3 separate regions of the Homo sapiens genome follow, and all the other regions are linked to region 3. Evidence: chromatin contacts called from ENCODE Hi-C or POLR2A ChIA-PET data. All regions are on one chromosome and are shown on one strand. The core of a region is the stretch at or near the end of the contact, and the rest is flanking DNA. Distances in the headings are between cores, read along the strand shown. Region 1 overlaps DOCK10 (dedicator of cytokinesis 10). Region 2 has its middle 59 kb from the start of MOGAT1. Region 3 holds the start of MRPL44 (mitochondrial ribosomal protein L44).

Evidence for each region. A loop is a pair of places that touch in the nucleus more often than their neighbours do. ChIA-PET counts read pairs that join two places held with the same protein, here RNA polymerase II (POLR2A). Pooled maps may share reads with other maps.
Region 1: a pooled map shows a loop between it and region 3 (2.5-fold over the local background). The contact joins the enhancer-like site here to the promoter of MRPL44 in region 3. A Hi-C loop is called at or near these places in 2 of 37 single-sample maps with no recorded cell type and 3 of 50 pooled maps. POLR2A ChIA-PET finds 5 or more read pairs at or near these places in 2 of 52 experiments (OCI-LY7 and T-cell).
Region 2: a loop to region 3 is called in a pooled map, with 3 times the contacts of the local background. The contact joins the enhancer-like site here to the promoter of MRPL44 in region 3. A Hi-C loop is called at or near these places in 6 of 37 single-sample maps with no recorded cell type and 5 of 50 pooled maps. POLR2A ChIA-PET finds 5 or more read pairs at or near these places in 1 of 52 experiments (activated T-cell).

The regions. Positions count from the first base shown.
Region 1 is chr2:225,000,662-225,004,625 of GRCh38, reverse strand. All of the region lies in intron 1 of DOCK10 (dedicator of cytokinesis 10), which reads left to right. Among named protein-coding and RNA genes, the nearest start is that of MIR4439, 7.9 kb to the left of the region's middle. Within about 2 kb of position 2,410, at least 6 of the 41 ENCODE cell types and tissues checked have a DNase peak (open chromatin) inside an H3K27ac peak, as active enhancers do; they include OCI-LY7, where a contact is called at or near this core.
Region 2 is chr2:222,729,208-222,732,890 of GRCh38, reverse strand. No RefSeq gene overlaps it. Among named protein-coding and RNA genes, the nearest start is that of MOGAT1, 59 kb to the right of the region's middle. RefSeq lists an enhancer at 2,115-2,234. Within about 2 kb of position 2,055, at least 3 of the 41 ENCODE cell types and tissues checked have a DNase peak (open chromatin) inside an H3K27ac peak, as active enhancers do.
Region 3 is chr2:223,955,584-223,959,251 of GRCh38, reverse strand. MRPL44 (mitochondrial ribosomal protein L44) reads right to left here and starts at 1,789. Exons shown (of 4, transcript NM_022915.5): 1 at 1,601-1,789. The coding sequence starts at 1,779. RefSeq lists an enhancer at 1,705-1,874 and a silencer at 1,945-2,014.

The sequences.
Region 1 (3,964 bases), core at 1,161-3,660, 1.0 Mb before region 3:
CACAGCTCCCCCATTTCTTAAGGCTAGCTCTGTGGCTCTGGGAAGTTATTTAACCTCTCTGAGCTTCCAGTTTCTCAACTTCAAAATAAGGATGCACTAGTTTCCTAGGGCCACCATAACAAATGAGCATAACTTAAGTGGCTTATGACAACAATAGATATTTATTCTTACAGGCCAGAAGTCCAAAATCAAGTCAGCAGGGCCACACTCCCTCTAAAAGTTCTAGGGGCAAATCCTGCCTTGCCTCCTCCAGTTTCTGGTGGCTCCAAGAATGCCTTGGCCTGTGGCCACACAACTCCAGTCTCTGCCTTCGTCTTCATATGTCTTTCCCACCTTTTCTTCCTTTTCTCTCTGTGTCTTTTCCTCTGCTATCTCATAAGAACACTTTTCATTGGATTTACGGCCAGCTTAAATAATCCAAGAGGATTTCATCTTGAAAGGCTTAACTCATCTGCAAAGAGCCTTTTTCCAAATAAGGTCACATTCATGAGTTCCAGTGATTGGGATATGGGCATATCTTTGGGGGAGCCACTTTGCAACCCACTGCAAGGAATGATCATGATACTTACATCACAGACAAAACGAAACGAGAAAATGCTGAGCACATACGACACAGTCAAGAAATGTTATCATCATTTTATGATAACTATCTCCTTAGTTTGTCATTATCATGTTTATTAACATTTTGATAGACCTAACTACATTTAACATAACAGTGAGCTCTATTATGATTGGACCTGTAGAGCAGATGTAAAACTCCAATTGCCACTGAACAAGTCACACAGAGAAAAGATGGCCTCTTTCCCCAAAGCAGCTTGGGAGTCACTGGCCTTATTTTATCAGTGTAAATGCACATTATGGACTTTAAAGAGACAATATTTCTTGTGGTTTAAGAGATAGGATGGCCATTAGGGATCAGGGATGCTAATGAAACATCAACAATGTTACCTTGTAAAATTTTGAACAAATACTACTATTAGATAAAACTTTTAATTTGAAACTAAAAGAAGTGAAGCGTATGTCTGTGTTTTAGATTTGCCTTTTTTGAACAAAAGGTTCATTCAGTCAAACATGAAGTCAACACACTCAGGAAAGTGTCAGGATTTCCAGATTGTGGGTCTTTCTTCTGATTCGAGTTGCATCAGCCACGGTTCTAAGGAGAATTCTACTCCCAAGATCAGCATTCTAGTGGAATCATAAAAGGTCCCACACCACCATCAGTGAACTTAGGATCTCCATGGGGATGTTTACCCAAAACTCAAACTGAAAAATGTAACCTTCCAGCCAGGCACGGTGGCTTACACCTGTAATCCCAGCACTTTGAGAAGCCGAGGCAGATGCATACTTGAGTCCAGGAGTTCAAGACCAGCCTGGGCAACATGGTGAAATCCTGCCTCTACTAAAAATACAAACATTAGCCAGGTGTGGTGGTACACACATAGTCCCAGCTACTCGGGAGGCTGAGGTGGGAGCATCACTTGAGCTCAGGAAGTCGAAGCTGCAGTGAGCTGAGATCATGCCACTGCACTCCAGCCTGGTGATAAAGTGAGACCCTGTCTCTAAAATAGAATAAAATAAAAATAAAAATGTAACCTTCAAATTCCTTCCCATTCTCAAATAGAGATGGAATTTGTCACTCTCAGAATTTACCCTGGTCATTTCTCGGTTCTTGCTGTCTGCCCCAAGACAGACCACACTGATGTGGTTCATACCAGTTCTGCAGTGTTGAGCGACCAACAACATTCTGTGGGTGACGAGATGCCACCTGCTGGCTTTTTTCTTTCTGCATATGTGGATGTTTACACCTGCCCGATCATGCAAGACAGACCACACTGATGTGGTTCATACCAATTCTGCAGTGTTGAGCATCCAACAACATTCCAGACTGTTTCTGGAAGCTGTGGGTGACGAGATGCCAGCTGCTGGCTTTTTTCTTTCTGCATATGTGGATGTTTACACCTGCCTGCCCATGCAACTAGCTCCTCGTGGCATGGCGTGGCCATTGTCTCACTATGATGAGGAGTCACTGAGACATTTTCTGTCTCCAAATATTCTCATCAGTTAACAGTTAAAGAGAGCTGAAGAGCTGACTAAATCTCAACTACTGAGGCCAAAGAAATGTATGACTTATCTATCAATAAAGGACCCTAAGAGGTGGAATCAGGCTTACATCTATGTAAACTCACTGAGAAAGCCGTGTTGTCATTGCTGTTCTTGGTCTGTGCCTGCTTTTATTCAGCATGCCACTTGGTAATGGAAACTTGAAGAAATGATACTACAAATAAGTGATATTGAGGATGACAGTCTGTTCATTTTTAAAGGGCAAAATGGCAAAAAGGATGCATTTGTCCTTTCAGACCTCTTCTCACAATGGACAGCAGGGGGCAGTGCTAATATAGGGAGAGTTTAGCATCAGGTAAACAAGTGGTATCGGCCTTCAAAAGTCAGATGCCTTCGTGAGCCACATAGCCTTTCACATTTGAAATACTCTAACTCACTTTTCCTCCCAAGTGTCATTTATTCATCCTTCACGGCCCAGGTCAAATAGCTTAGACTCTGAGAAGCCATATGGAATCCCCCTGACTGAATTACGCTCCCTCTCTCTTGGCTATGGGTTGCTTATGTGTGTCGCCTTACCATCTCCCCCCAGATTCACATGTTGAAATCCTAACTCCTTAGACGGTGGTATTAGGAGGTGGGGCCTTATGGAAGATGGTTAGGTCATGAGGGCAGAGCCCTCAGGAGTGGGATTAGTGCCCTTACGAAACAGGCTCAAGGGAGCTCATTTGCTCCTCCTACCATGTGAGGACAAACCAAGGAGATGCCATCTGTGAACCAGGAGGCAGGCCCTCACAGACACCACACCTGCCGACGCCTCGATCATGGACTTCCTGCCTCCAGAACTGTGTGAAATTAATTTTTGTTGTTTATAAACCACCCAGGTTATGGTATTTATTATAGCAGCCTGCATGGACTAAGACACTGCCCTTCCACAGTATTGCAAATAAAACTCTATTATAGAAAGTCTGTTGTATACTGGCCAGGCACAGTGGCTCATACCTGTAATCCCAGCACTTTGGGAGGCTGAGGCGGGTGGATCACAAGGTCAGGAGATCAAGACCATCCTGGCTAACATGGTAAAACCCCATCTCTACTAAATACACAAAAATTAGCCAGGCATGGTGGCGGGCACCTGTAGTCCCAGCTACTTGGGAGGCTGAGGCAGGAGAATGGCGTAAACCCGGGAGGCGGAGCTTGCAGTGAGCTGAGATCAAGCCACTGCACTCCAGCCTGGGTGGCAGAGCGAGACTCCGTCTCAAAAAAAAAAAAAAAAAAGGTCTGTTGTATATTGTTGTGTAGCTCTTTTCATTCATGACTTACCAAAGTCCCGAGCACCTACCTGCTAGTTCATCTATGTACTTACTGATAAATGCATATACCCTGAATGTGGCCAGACTACTGCTACTATTTCTACTATTAGTAGCTAACCAGTCACTTTAAAGTACTGATAAAATATCACTGCCCATAATAATGTTTGGCATCCCACTGTTGACACAAAACAGCACTAAGCCACTTCATAGTTTAACTCCAATTAACACATCATTAGCCAGATTAACACAATAGCTTCTAGTGATTAATTTTTTTTCTTTTTGAGATGGAGTCTCACTCTTGCCTAGGCTACAGTGCAGTGGCACGATCTCGGCTCACTGCAACCTCTGCGTCCTCAGTTCAAGCGATCCTCCTGCCTCAGCCTCCCGAGTAGCTGGGATTACAGGCGTAAGCCACCATGCTCAGCTAATTTTTGTATTTTTAGTACAGACGAGGTTTCACCAGGCCAGACTGGTCTCGAACTCCTGACTCCAAGTGATTCTCCTGTCTCAGGCTCCCAAAGTGCTGGGATTACAGGCATGAGCCACCCGGCCTGATTTTCTTTCTAGTAGTAGCCTATGACCTGTTTCGGGCA
Region 2 (3,683 bases), core at 806-3,305, 1.2 Mb after region 3:
TCAATTACTAGTGTTTGACTAAAGCTATGCAAAGTATTTCTGTTATAACTTAAAAAGAAAAGTCTCATTTCCAGATATTATCCAAACAAACTGACTTCCTATTATTCAAGTATATAAACAAAATTTTAAAAACCAGAGGATCTGCAGTTTCTACAACACCTGCCAACCCTCTACAGACATTTGGCAGCTTGGCCTATAACAGTTTGCTCAGATTTCTTAAAATAGGAATTCCCACTTTCCCCCAGGAAAGTTCCAGGATTCTTTCAAATGTCTCAGGTCTTAAGTCCAAGTTTCCTTTAAATTGCCTTTTCGCCCTAGTGCTTCGACAGTAATCTCACACTGATCACGTCATATAGAGGCTTCTACTACATTTATATCTCAACATCTTCTTGGAAGATAGTCTTTAAAATATGAAGTAGTATTTTTTGTTATTTTAAAGTATAAAATGTCAATATTAAAACCAATAAAAATATTAAAATATATTTTAACATCATCATGGGCATGGATGAATCAATCAAACAGTCCTAGCTTATAATGAAAACCAGCAGTCTTCTGCCTCACCTTCCAATCCTGCTTCCAGCGTCAGTAATTTTCAACTCCTTTTGCTTTTTCTATATGTCTACATTGCATGCTTAAACTGCTGCTTCTTCACTTTTTAATTTTAGACCTCATCTGTTAGCACTCTCCCATGCAACAGGAGGATTTGACTCCCTCGCATTCTTGCACCTATTTTTCTCCTCCACCCATCATCTCCATGTAGTTATGTCACTTTCTTTTTTTAATAAATGTTCCTTTTTACATTACATTCTGTTCTTGTTTTACTGTTGTAAAATTTTATCTTTCCAAAAATATCAATGACCATTTTCTGAAGTTTTCTCCTGCTATCTTCATCTCTCCCATGTTCCTTGTTTGGTATATTCTCTCCTGTTGAAGCCTTTCTTGAAATGTCTGGTGATTCCTGGATGTCCATTACTGTCACTAAAAGCTGAGTGGCAGCTCTGTGTGAAAAGACTGTTGGTGGGCTTCACTATGGTGTGGCAGATGGGGACCTACAGAAATTGGAACCTGGCAGGTCTTCCCTCTTCTGTTGGTCAGTTTCCCCAGAGAGGAACTCACCAGTCTCCCATTGGAGGAATATAAAAGTGGCTGCCTAGGATCATGGGAACCTAGTGTGGGAAGGGGACTAAGGAATTTACCATCTAATAGGAAGTTCCACTGAATCTGCTTTAAGGGCACTTCACCACCCCCATCCCCTTGGTTGAGCCTGGTGTCCCAGAGCTCAGAGGTTCCCTAAAATTTCCAAGAGCAAAGCTCCGGTGCCTATCCAGGTAGAGGGTGACTATGCTCCAGGAACTAGGGCAGGAAATCTGAGAGCCTGACTGCTACTTCAAGGGACTTCCCATTCCTCTCTCTGGATTTTCCCTCCACCCTCAACCTTCAGTTAGGTGGTGCCTTCCATAGCTCAGCTTCTCCCAGGTTCTGCAGTGGGAATCAGCTTACTCCTTACCGGACTTTCCCCTTCAATTCTCTCTGGCATTAAGTTTCTGCCTGTTCTGCTCTGCCAGGTCAGTTTCCACTTGTCCTTCTGTTTTCCATTTTGCAAAATAGTGTTGACATCACTTTCTCCTCTTACTCATCTCCTGTTCTCTTTGGGACTTTCTTACTTTTGACCATTTTTATTCCTTTATTTACGGAGTTTCGGGAAGGAATAAATATTAGTGCAGGCACTCAATTTATGATGTTTAACTGAAAGTAATGAATGTTTAACTTTAGGTGTCTAATTTTAGCTCAGCATATGCCCACCTACCTCTGTGTGTGTGTGTGTGTGTGTGTGTGTGTGTGTGTGTGTATTTAGAGAGTCAAGGCAAAAATTTTTATGTCTTAGGTTAAAGAAAGACTACACTTTCCAGATTTCTTGCAGCTTGCTGCCATGTGGCTAAGTTTAGGCCAATATAATGAAAGTGGAAGTGGTGTGTGCCACTTCTGAGCCTTGGCCTTAACATACAACTCAGTGCTTCTCTGGTCCTTTCCTTCCGTTTTCCCTGTGGGCTGCAATGTGGATGTGGTAGCAGCCAGCTTCAGCTCAACAAAGACAACACCCTAGGGGCTGGTGAACAGCAGGATGGAAAGGACTTGGGTCTCTAAATGAACACGTGAAGCAGAGCCACCCACCATCCTGGACCATTCGCCTCCAGACTATTAGGTAAGAAAGAAATCAGCTTCTTGGTCAGGCCTCTGTAATTTGAGGTTGTTTTGCAGCTGAGCCTGTGCTTTCATGCAACCCTGTTCAATGGCTCCCAAAGTGAGTCTATGGATAAGCTGCATTTCGATTGCCTGGGGCGATTAAAATATTTACCAATCCCAGATGCCACTCTCAGAGATGTTGATTCACTCAGTCTGGGATACAGTGCAGAAATCCTTTCTTTTTTTAACTACCTAGATTTTTCTGATACATTGCCAAGATTATGAAGCACTGACCTTGTCCAATTTACTGAAACATGTGTTCTTTACATTCCCATGTTTTTCTCCCTCCCCATTCATTTTCTCTCCGTTTCCATATTCTCTTCCTGACTCCTTTGCTAAAAGTCAAATGTAAATGTTATTGTAGCAGACAGTTTTGTTTTTCCAGAATCGTTTCACCCTGATTTTCCTTTGGGGAACCCCTTATTTTCTTTTTCTTTTTTTTTTTTTTTTTTTTGAGACGGGGTCTCGCTCTGTCGCCCAGGCTGGAGTGCACTGGCGCAGTCTCAGCTCACTGCAAGCTCCGCCTCCCGGGTTCACGCCATTCTCCTGCCTCAACCTCCAGAGTAGCTGGGACTGCAAGTGCCCACCACCACGCCCGGCTAATTTTTTGTATTGTTGGTAGAGACGGGGTTTCACCGTGTTAGCCAGGATGGTCTCGATCTCCTGACCTTGTGATCCGCCCACCTCGGCCTCCCAAAGTGCTAGGATTGCAGGCATGAGCCACCGCGCCCGGCCGGGGAACCCCTTATTTTCTATACTCAGTCTACATGGTTCAGACAAACCAGCCATCTGCATCGTACCCCTAGCTCTTGAGAGCACACTGAACTGCACAACATAGACCAGGGCAATCAGCATATTCCAACCTCTTGACCGTACTGATGGTTCATAGATGGATAAGTCAGTTTAATGAGACCCAGTCCTAGGGAAAATAAAAGCTATTCTTCCCCAGAGAATGCTGACCCGGTGGGATGTGTGCCTGCAGCTGCTGGTAGCTATCTTACCACCATAAAAGGAGTCTAAGAGTGAAGTCCACACAGTGGAGACAGGAGAGGAGAGACGGTGCAAGACTGCATTCTGATGATAGCATTTGTTTTTTTTTTATTTTTGGTTTTTTGGAGACTGAGTTTTGCTCATCACCCAGGCTGGAGTGCAATGGCATGATCTCAGCTCACTGCAACCTCTGCCTCCTGGGTTCAAGCGATTCTCCTGCCTCAGCCTCCCAAGTAGCTGAGATTACAGGTGTGTGCCACTACACTTGGCTAATTTTTTGTATTTTTAGTAGCGACCAGGTTTCACCATTTTGACCAGACTGGTCTCGAACTCCTGACCTCAGGTGATCCGCCTGCCTCAGCCTCCCAAAGTGCTGGCATTACAGGTGTGAGCCACCGCACCCAGCCCTGATGATAGCATTTGAGTATCTGGATCTGTGCCTAAATCCC
Region 3 (3,668 bases), core at 540-3,039:
ACTTTTAGGTTCCTTATTTCTGCTCTAACCATGATACTATGTTTTATACCTAAGTATGAAGCATAAATGTTAATTTCACAGATTCAAGCCATAAACACTAGTATGTTATATTTGCAGTCATCCCTCAATATCTGTAGGGGATTGGTTCCAAGGACTCTCCTGGATACTGAAATTCATGGATGCTCAAGTCTCTCATATAAATGGTGTAGTACAGGCACACTTCGTTTCACTGTACTTCGGTCTATTGTGCTTCACAGATTTATTGCATTTTATTTTTACAAACTGAAGGTCTGTAGCAATTCTGCATGTGCTCACTTTGTGTCTCTGTGTTACCATTTTTTAGCAATAAAGTATTTTAAATTAAGGTACATATATTGCTTTTTAGACACTACTACTGTACACTTAATAAACTACAGAATAGTATAAACATAACTTAGGTATACACTGGGAAACTAAAAAAGTCATGTGACTCGTTTTATTGTCGTGGTCTAGAACCAACCCTACAATATGTATGAGGTATACCTGTATCTGCATATAACCTATGCACATCCTCCTGTATACTTTAAGTCATCTCTGGATTACTTATACGTAACACAATATAAAACCCCTTTAAGAAACAAAGGGAAGCAAAGTATGAAAACCTAGGTTGAAAGTCGTAAGATATACATATAACATATACACCTATATAATCTGTCCAACCCATAAAGTTTCTTCCACCTTTGAGAGCCTAAAATACTTAATCTTATAATAAACAAGGGAATGGGAATTAAGAAGAGATTTTATTTTTTGCTATAATCTTCTCTGTTAGAAGACCGTTCCTACTGGTAGGAGTACAAAGTGGATCAACATTTTTTGGAGGGCAATGTTAAAGTACTAATAGCTTTCAAAATTTCATACTACACATGCGTCCCCTTTACGCGCTGTTACATAGGTTTTAATGGCAATAATATGGAGCTCATAGGCCCATATATACAGAGCCATAAAAAAGAGTGAGGTACATATCTTTGTAATACCATGACAACATGTCAAACACACATTATTAAAGAGAAAAAGCAAGATGAAGGAATTTAAATTATGTAAAGTATGATCTGGTTTGAAGCTATAAAAACCTGTGTCTCTCTCTGCCAAACCTGTTACCAGAACAGCATTAATTAGGGCAAAAATCTAAAGCTAACTTTTTTTCCTTTTACTCTAGACAGCAGAATTCAGGTTGTAGATTAATTTTTTTTCTCCTTAATTTACGATGCTGTGGGCTGCTTTCTTCCCGCTTATCGGAATTCTCAGGCATTACAAACGGGGACTACAACATCCAAGTCCACATAAGGAAGACCCTCCAGTTAGCCCCATTTCTCCCAATTTTCAGTAGCCAAAATCCTAAATGGTAGTTTCAAAACGTCGGGAACAGCCCGAAGCTCTACCGCCCGCGGCACAAATCCATTTTTTTTGCCTCAGGCCCCGCGCCCACAGCTCACGGGTGTCTCCATCGCAAACTTCCTAAGGCTTAACCCAGGGGCGCATCAGCCGCAGACACGACGCCGCGGGAAGAAGACCCAGTGTCTGCGACCGCCACCCTGAGACCTCTTCCCGAGGTGGCTCCTACCGGCGCACGGGCGGCGGCGGGCACCGCAGAAGGCGCTGCCGCTCTAACTCCTTCTGGAAGCGGAAGGCGGCGCGGAATCCCTTCTTCACTCCCCGAACCGGAGGGACCAGCTTGGGGGCGACTGGAGCCAGGAGGCAGCGATGTCCCTGCTGCAGCAATCTTACCAGCCCGGACGCCATTGCACGAGAGAAAACGATGGAAGACGGAACGAAAGTAGTCGGGCCAGTGTCCCCGTAACACACTTCCCCCGGAACCCGGAACGCGGAACGCGAAGAGAAGGCTGGGGCGGAGACAGCCCCCGGGGCGGGGCGACTGAGAGAGGGCAGGGGCGGAGACAGCCCCGGGGCGGGGTGATTGCGGCCGCCTTGAGGCTACGCTTGCGCTAGTTCTCTCCTCTCTTCGAGTTACTTTCCAATGATCCGGACTTGAGGGCGTTTGCGCCCAAAAGTTTCTGGGAGAAGTTGCTTCACCCTGTCACTCTCTTGTTCCTTCCTCTCTCGTTACAGCAAAACAAACAAAAATCTGTTTCGCTTTCAGGTTAAGGAAACATTTAAATCCTCAAAAAAAGAAAACATTTTTAATTTATATTTAGTGTTCTAGGCCACTACTGAGCAAGTATTTACCGAGCTTCTATTTTTGACCCAGCACGCCTCCAAAAGCCTTAGTTTTGGAAACCCTAGACTCAGAAATGTTGGCTTATCCAAAATTAAAATTTTTCTTTAAAAGCAATCTAATAGTACATATTTTTAAACATCCGGAAAATGACTGGAAAAAAACATAAAACGGTAATAGGGGAATTACAGTTTCTTCCTTCTTTATGTTAACACTCTTTAACAATGTAATTCTATTGCTTTCCTACCAAACTGTTAATACAGTACAATTTTTAAAAGAACATATTAAGTCACAAAGGGAGGCTTGTTTGAATTCCCAGTTTTGAGTTGCCTGCTGAACATCTAGACCCTCAAAGGGGCAATGCTTTCTGTGATCTCTTTGTTAAAGGCATCTGTGTCCCCAGCAGTCACCCAGATTGAACTCCTATGTCTTTGATTGTTTTTGTTTCGACAAACCCCCTCTTCGGTGCAGTTTCCACCAAGTGCTTTTTCCATTTATTTCCACTGCAGGTACCTGGTGGCTCTCCTCACCTCTTTCCGTGGTTAGTGTAATTGGCCTGGTACCTTCCTCCCTTCCCCAGACACAGCTCACCTACATTCATCTCTCTGAAACACAGACCACAAAGCATGTTATGACTTAGCCCGAGAATCTTCAGTGCCAGGATCATAGAACTCAATTTGGGTTTCTCAGCTTGACCATTTCAAAAGGGAGAATCTAAATGGTTCATCTCAGCTTATAAAAGGGTTCCCTTTGGGGAGGGAGAGAGCAAAAGAGGGGCTGAGCACACACCAAAAAACAAACTGATGGATTTCTGGTTGAAGGAAATTCTCCAAGAAGGGGTGAAAGGAGGTTACGATTGACCTTCTTGTTTCAATGTATGTAAAGTATTGAAAATTCATGGAACATCAATCCAATAAATGGATTAGGAGAAAATGCAGGGAACTGTCATTTCTGTAGAATTTCATTTATTAGGAAAAATAATCTAAGCCAGTTGTAGCACAATCATGTTAAGTTAAAATGAGGTGTCTCTGTGTTGAGAGTTTCTCAGTCATACAACAACGAGAGCATCATTTGCAGATTAAAAAAATGTAGGTCCTCAAAAGATTTCTTCTACTAATGCCCTTCATGGAACTTAGGAATTAACCAGTTTTTTAAAATCTGCTCATACATTTGTCTATTTATTCAATAAACACATAATAGGAGGAGGACTTGGTTCCAGGATCCAGGCTCAGAAAACTTTAAGGAAGAAAAAGGCCAATGTGTTTTTCAGCCCTCAAAAACCTGATTTTTCCTTTAACCTGCTGTTAGCCCTAATTTGATCAAAGCTCACAGATGTCAACAACTTTCGAGTTTTCATTGGGTTAAGGTCAGGTGGAAGGGTGGGGAAAAGTCACACTTAGGAAGAGGAGGTGAGGCGATTGAGGGTTCACTTTAACCCTTGGGGAACACAACCTTT